2 separate regions of the Homo sapiens genome follow, and region 1 is linked to region 2. A link is an interaction called in ENCODE POLR2A ChIA-PET data of the cell type or tissue named here. Cell type or tissue: PC-9. All regions are shown on one strand.

What was found. Peaks named below come from ENCODE experiments on the same cell type or tissue, not always from the same donor. Only the 100,000 strongest peaks of a DNase experiment are listed, where the experiment ranks them.
Region 1: POLR2A ChIA-PET joins it to region 2 with 8 read pairs; 4 of 35 experiments call an interaction of 5 or more read pairs at or near these places.

The regions. Positions count from the first base shown.
Region 1 is chr4:8,248,583-8,252,582 of GRCh38, forward strand. No RefSeq gene overlaps it. Among named protein-coding and RNA genes, the nearest start is that of HTRA3, 19 kb to the right of the region's middle. RefSeq lists an enhancer at 3,644-4,000. In PC-9, no CTCF peak of the experiment used is centred here; no DNase peak of the experiment used is centred here.
Region 2 is chr4:8,360,267-8,364,266 of GRCh38, forward strand. It overlaps a transcript of ACOX3 not described here. Among named protein-coding and RNA genes, the nearest start is that of LINC02517, 42 kb to the left of the region's middle. In PC-9, no CTCF peak of the experiment used is centred here; a DNase peak (open chromatin) is centred at 2,435; H3K27ac peaks cover 1,119 bases.

The DNA of each region.
Region 1 (4,000 bases), 110 kb before region 2:
CCCTTAATCTGGGTGGGCACCATCTGATCAGCCTCTCACGTCCTCCTCAAAAACCCATTCCTGCCACATAACAAACCCAAAGGTGGAAAGCAAAAATGATGTTAACTTCTTTAAAAAATGAGGCTATTGGCCAGCCGTGGTGGCTCACGCCTGTAATCCCAGCACTTTGGGATGCCAAGGCAGGCAGATCACCTGAGGTCAGGAGTTTGAGACCAGCCTGGCCAACATGGTGCAACCCCGTCTCTACTAAAAATACAAAAATTAGCTGGGCAGGGTGGCACACGCCTGTAGTCCCAGCTACTCGGGAGGCTGAGGCAGGACAATCGCTTGAACCCGGGAGGCAGAGCTTGCAGTGAGCCAAGATTGCGCCACTGCACTCCATCTGGGCAACAGAGCACAACTCTGTCTCAAAAAAAAAAAAAAAAAAAAAAAAAAAGATATCGTCATGAGCCACAGTGGGAAAGAATTTCTCAAACAAGGCACCTAGAACATAAAAGGAAAAGATGACTAAGTTTGGCTATATTAAAATTACAAACCACTGTGTGGAAAAGACACCATGGACACAGAAAAGACATCATGGACACGGAAAACACACCATGGACACAGAAAAGACACCATGGACACAGAAAAGACAGGCCCCGAGCTCGGAGAAGATACTTGCAGCACAGGTTTTAGTCAGGGCTCTCCAGGGAAATGGGGCCAATAGGATATATATATATATATATATATATATATATATATACACACACACACACACACATACACACACACACACACACAGACACACAGGTAAATATGTACACTTATACATCATATGCATATATGTTCATACACATAGATACACACACACATACGGAGATTGATTACGGGAACTCAAGTGACTGTGGAGGCAGAGAAGTCCTATGAGATGCTGCCTATGAAGCTGGAGACCAGGAGAGCTGGTGGTGTGATTTCAGGTCTGACAGTCTGAGAACGAGGGGAGCTGATGCTCAAGGGCAGGGGAAGACGGATGTCCCAGCTCTACAGCAGACAGGGAGAGGATTTGCCCTCCCCTTACCTTTTTGGCCCATCTGGACCCTCAAGGAATGGGATGACGCTGCCTACCCTGGTGCTGATGAGGGCAGCCTTCTTTAATACTATGGATTCAAATGCTAAACTCTTCTAGAAGCGCTCTCACACACACCCCCCCAGAAATACTTTACCAGCCCAGTCAAGCTGGCACAAAATTGACACTCACCACATGTGTGCATGGTGCGCTACGTGGAATATATAGAGTTTATCATGTGCACGTGTGTAATACAGAATCTAATAGATTTCTTATGACATTTTATGTATGTATAACATCTGCAAACGTCATGTGTAACAAAGTACACGCATGCATGTGTGTAATATAGGATCTAATGTGTCAGATATGACATTTTATGTATAACATCTGCAAACATCATGTATAAGCAAGTACACGCATACACACGTACAGTTACAGACGTATTAATGATGGGATACATTCTGAGAAACGCGATGTTAACGCATGTTTGTGTGAACATCCTGGAGTGCTTATACACACCTAGATGGTCTGGCCACTGTACACTGGGCAGAGGGCAAAGCCTCTTGCTCCCAGGCTGCACGCCTGCATGGCGTGTGACTGTACTGAACACCACAGGCAGCTGTCACAGCACGGGAAGGATTTGTCTAATCATTGAAAAGGCATAGGGAGAGTTGGGGCAGCCCTCATAGAGCTGTCCCTGCACCCTCAGTGCTCATCGTTGGCCAATCTCCCCTACACATGGGGAACGAGGGACAGGCCTATGGCCACAGGGCTGGGAGGCACCCTGGCTCCACTGCTCAGAGCTCATTGCTGTGGGAAGTCAGCCCCTTGGAGTCCTGGCTTCCTCCTCTGCAAAATGGGGACAGTGATGCTGATGTCAGAGGTTCCTGTGAGGGTCATGTGAGGGTGTGTTTGTAAAGAACAAGCCCTCAATACACAGTGCTGTTACTGTTAGCTTTTTTTTTTTCTTTTTTTTTGTTTCTGAGACAGGGTCTCACTATGTTGTCCAGGTTTGTCTTGAACTCCTGAGCTCAAGTGGTCCTCATGCCTCAGCCTCCTGAGTAGCTGGGACCATGGCTGTTTCGCAGCACATCCAGCTGTTGTTGTTATCTTTTTAATGGAAAAAGCCTGGACAGGAGAGACCGGCGTGCATGGGCAGTAATCTATCCACCCCCGTGCATGGGCTGCACTCTACCCTTGGCCTGGTGGGCTCCTACCCACCCTTCAGGACCCCATGTGAATGACCCCCTTATAAGCCTTTTCTGCCTGCACCATCCCCTGGCAATTCCCCCACCTGGCTCTCTACACTCCCGAGTAGTGTTCATTGCACTGAATTGCCACCCACCTGTTTACCCAGCTCCTCCACTCCATGAGGTCCCGGAGCCTGGAGTGGGTCTCGCTCACCATCACCTGCCCACCAGCACAGGGTCCGCGCCTAGCAGGCGTTTGTTGAGGGAATAAACAAGCCCAGGCGCGGGTGTAAGAACTCCTGAAGGAAGGCAGGTTCCACGAGTATTGAAATCCCCTGAGAGGGACCTGAAAGGGAGGCAGAAAGCTTTGCCTGGGGCTGGGGTTTGGAAGGAGGCCTCGGCCTCCGAGGTCCAGTGGCAGGTGTGTCCCATGTGGTTGGGAAAGGGTTCTGAGTGTGCGGGAAGATATCCCATGAAGGGAATCTCTGGAGGCTTCTGCACTGAACGGAATGTTCTTTGCTCTTTCTCAGAAGTCCCTGCAGCCCCTTTCCTGACTGGACCTTTTGCAATGAGTGATTGTCGTGAGCATTTTCCACCGGGGATGGACCCACCGGCTCTTTTGAATTTCCTGCTGCAGAAATCGTGGCCAGGCTGCTTTTGTTAACTGCATGTTTGACAAATGAATATTCTCGAACACCCGTTCTGAACAATGGCCTGCGCTTCTTGGTGGGCAGTTGGGGCCGCTGCCATTTTAGGGACAAGGTGCATTACAGAGATCGCATGGTCACAGCCCCTTCTCGCAGCTGAGGCCCAAAGAGGGGAAGGGCAGAGCCTGGACATCCCTGCAGCCTCCAGCTTCCCCACAGCACCTGTGGTGGCGTTCCCATGGTAACCCTGGGGGTCAGCAGGCAGGGGCATCAGCCGTCGCTGGGAGGCTGCAGCAGGAGACAGGGCGGTGCCAGCCAGGTTGCTCCACGCCACCAATCTCCCCTCATCACCTGTGTCCATCTTGACGCGCCGTGTGTCTCACTAACCCTTTATTTCTCTGTTGCGTGAGGACCCTTGGTGCACAGCTCGGGGGAATAAAAATGGCATTGCAATTTGGGGCCAAAATGAAAGGGCAGGCGTTCTTTACCTGTTGGTCTGGCCGAAAGTCTAGCTCCGCACTCCAGGAGGCCTGTCTCAGTTTCCAGTCACCGCCATAACAAGTTACCCCAGTTTAGTGGCTTGAAGCAGCAGACGTGCCTCCTCTCACGGTTCTGGAGGCCAGGGGTCCAAATCAAGGCATCATCGGCAGGGCCATGCCCTCGGAAGGTGGGGAGAGGACCCTTCCTGCCCCTCCCAGGCTGCTGGCGACCCACAGCGCTCCCCTCTCTGCAGTGTCTTTACAAGGCCTTCTGCTCTGCGTGTCTGTTCCAACCTCCCTCTGCCTCTGTCTCCTAAGGACACTTGTGGTGGCGTTTAGGGCCTACTCAGATAGTCCGGGATCATCCCTCCATCCCAAGTCCCTGGGCTGAATCCCCGTATCCCTATGAGATCACAGGTGCTGGTTCCAGGTTCCCGGCACGAAGTCCTAGGGGGCCATTTTCTGGCTGACCACCAGGGATGCGCTCCAGATGAGCCAAGAGAGGGGCTTGAAGCCCTGGTGGATTCGAGAAGCAGGAGGCCGCAGGATGCAGAGCGGTGGGAGGCAGAACAGGGGAGGGTTGGCCTGAGGGAGCTGGTCTGCGGGAGGGGGGTGACGCCACTCCTGAGGCTGGGGAGG
Region 2 (4,000 bases):
AATAAGTGCTTAAATATTTTGTCAGAAAAGTAAAAAGTGTAATGCCTTTTAGTTCATGTGACTGAAGTAATCTTTGGGAAATAAGGAGTTTTAAAGATTATTGGCAAAATAAAAATATCTTCAAACATGTAAACATTTGGTCTAAATTATGCAGGTGAGATATTAAGTTTGCTAAATGCTTTAAGGTCATAAACTGCTTCTTTGACTTTTTTTTTTTTTTTTTGAGACAGAGTTTTACTCTGTTGCCCAGGCTGGAGGGCAGTGGTGCGATCTCGGCTCATTGCAAGCTCCGCCTCCTGGGTTCATGCCATTCTCCTGCCTCAGCCTCCCGAGTAGGTGGGACTACAGGCACCCGCCACCACGCCTGGCTAATTTTTTTGTATTTTTAGTAGATACAGGGTTTCACTGTGTTAGCCAGGATGGTCTCAATCTCCTGACCTTGTGATCCACCTGCCTTGGCCTCCCAAAGTGCTGGGATTACAAGGGTGAGCCACTGCGCCCAACCTGACTTTTAAAAATTATTCAGTTTCCTACTCTGGAGCATTAGATTCTAGATAAGGCCAGGGACATGTGGAGTTAGCCACGCCCCTAGCTATGCTGGAGTCAGCCCCCTTATCTGCACTTCTGCCTGGTGTGTCCTAGGCTAAATTCCACACCTGGTACACAATTAGAATCCCCAACTTACCAAGGTTTTCACCAAGAGTAAAAGTCACTAACAATTAACATCGTCACATGTAATTAAGACTGCTAAAAAAAACAGTTTTACATGCAAGATGTGTAAGAAAAGTGAAATGTGTCTTTTGGTAAAAGATTATAAGAACACATGGAAATGTGGATTTTTCTTACCTAGATTAAAGAGTTAAAGAATTGTTTTAGGCCGGGCGCGGTGGCTCACGCCCGTAATCCCAGCAGTTTGGGAGGCCGAGGTGGGCGGATCATGAAGTCAGGAGATCAAGACCATCCTGGCTAACACGGTGAAACCCAGTCTCTACTAAAAATGCAAAAAAAAATTAGCCAGGCGTGGTTGTGGGCGCCTGTAGTCCCAGCTACTCAGGAGGCTGAGGCAGGACAAAGGCGTGAACCCAGGAGGCGGAGCTCGCAGTGAGCTGAGATCATGCCACTGCACTCCAGCCTGGGTGACAGAGGGAGACTCTATCTCAAAAAAAAAAAAAAAAAAAAAAAAAAAAAAAAGGATTGTTTTAAATTAGAATCAAGCTGAAGGTTTACGCAAGTTGTGGAAGGCTTGTTATAAGTTAATCTTGTAAAAAAATTCTGGGTGTGAACAAATGGGCTAAAGTTAAAGGGGTATTATTCAGTTTTTCTGTAAACTGAACATGGGAATAAAAGCATAACAGGTTTTTTCTTCGAGCAAAAACCTGCCTATGACCTGCTCTTTAATAAAAATGTGTAAAGGGTTATCAAAGGCTTATGAGAAACTTACCTTATGGCCAAACTGATTAAGTTTGAACACATTTGTCTATAAGATTTCATTAAGAATTAATTGGCTTTGACATCAACAGTGCACTAATGCAAGAGTGACGTTTGGCTTATTTGGTACAAAAATTGCTCAGGAAGCATTATCAAATGTGAAATGGTGTTTGGTTTTCTTTGGGCTGTTATTTGTATAAATGTGTTATTGGTATATGTTCCAAAAGTATGGGAAAATCCTCTAATTCTAATGTGACTTACTGTATGTTATTAATAATTATAATTGTTACATAAAATCATTGCATGCCACAAAGGTAACCAAATTTCATGTTTTTGATTGTGGCTGCCCTAAAATATTTTGTTATCCACAGACAATTGTTATCTTGTTTTAATCCTTTTTAGAAGGTGGTTTATAACCAACTATGGAGCTCTCACAGGGGTTCTTAAACGCAGGTTTTTAATAACTTTGGAAATTGTGATATTAGAATGGAGGAAAAACTTTCAGAACTCTCATAGAGAGCTGAAATGTTCATGAATATCAAGCAAAACAGGAGTTAACTAAATTAACTGAACCAATAAAAAACTGAAGTAATGTTTTTAACTTTACTTAAAATGTTGCTGATCCTTTGTTTCGTTTCTCAGAGTCAAGGAAACTTTTCTTTTGAGCTATGTACAGCTTTTAGCAATTGAGTAAAATATACTCCTGTGAACAAAATTTGGAGCATATTTCTCTGTTTTCTCCAGAATTTGGAAACTATTTGTGAGTATTCTTAATTTAATGGCAATATAGTTATTTGCATAAGTGCAATAAACATCTGATTTCTTTTGTAACAGGAGACAATTGGAAAAACTGGTTATTTTACCAAGGCTTTAACTGGAATGGGATGCTTTGCATTAAGGAATCAAACTTGACTTGTAAAGCCAATAAAAGCCCCTTGGCGAAATGCCTCATACCTTGTCTTCACAGTCCCTGTATGGGGTTCCTGACCTGTGGTAAATGAAGAATGTCACTTTCTGACAGGTCCAGTAGCCCCAAGCTATCTTGAGGCTCAAGAGGAGAGGAATTTACTCAACTCATAGGTATTTGAGGGTACAAACCCATGGCAGGGCCTGGCTCTAAAAAAGTCTTATCTGAGATTCCTTCTATGGAACACAGTTCCATCAAAGCCAATTTAAAAAGAGCTTATGTGAAAAATAATTATTCTTGCTGTACTTTATACAAACAATCAGGCCAAGTATAATAAAATCAGTCTTACCAAGATTTGTTTTTAGTAAAAATGGAAAATGGGAAACTAGAGAGAGAAATTATGTTTCAAGAACTATGGTACACTTCTTAAATTCTAGTTTCATTGTTGTTTTTAAGTTTGTTTCTGCAATTTAGGCTAACCCTGCTTATTCCTGTGAACCAACCAGTGATCTCTGGCTGCTGCTCAGAAGAAACAAGAGGGATGGATAATGTAAACATCTGGATCAGTATTCTAATTCTGGGCACATTAGAATCAGCTAACAGCCCCATGTCAGCTTAGTTCCAACATGCCCAGTTCATGGAAAGCCTTCTAATTTAGTTCACTTGGGATAGCTTTGCTTATTCTGTTATATTGCTGTTGTACTCTTTGTGTAGGAATATAGGACAAGCTTACTGAATGTTTTCTTAAACACTTAATAATCTTTCATATATCACCTTTTGTGAGAACTCAAGAGTTATGAATGGCTCTCACCATTCCAAGGCTTTCTGGCTGAGCTCTTCTCTACCCTGAACAGAAGAGACCTTAATAGGCAGGAGTATCATGGACCCTATTCACCCTGAAGAAGTTACAGAAGATGGATCTTCATCCCTCTGCAACCCTTAGGATTAAAGGTTGTCTTATAAAAGGGAGGGGAGCAATGTCAGAGGCATGTGAACCAGAGCAACTCCATCTTGAATAGGAGCTGGGTAAAATGAGGCTGAGACCTACTGGGCTGCATTCCCAGACACTTAAGGCATTAAGTCACAGGATGAGATGAGGTCGGCACAGGATGCAGGTCATAAAGACCTTGCTGATAAAATGGGTGGCAGTAAGGAAGTCGGCTAAAACCCACCAAAACCAAGATGGCCATGAGAGTAACCTCTCGTTGTCCTCACTGCTACACTCCCACCAGCGCCATGACAGTTTACAAATGCCATGGCAACGTCAGGAAGTTACCCTACAAGGTCTAAAACAGGGAGGCACGAATCCACCCTTTGATTATTATATCACCAAGAAATAACCATAAAAATGGGCAACCAGCAGCCCTTGGGGCTGCTGTATGGAGTAGCCATTCTTCTATTCCTTTACTTTCTTAATAAACTTGCTTTCACTTTACTCTATGGATTCACCCTGAATTCTTTCTTGCATGAGATCCAAGAACCCTCTCTTGGGGTCCAGATGGGGTCCCTTTTCCTGTAACACACCTATACCTAGAAGCCTGTTTTCAGACCTTTCTGGGCTGAACCAATGTGCACTCTCCATGTACTGACTGACCTCTCTGCCTCTAACTTCTGTCCCCTTAAAATGTATAAAATCAGGCTGTAACCCAGCAATCTTAGGCAGCT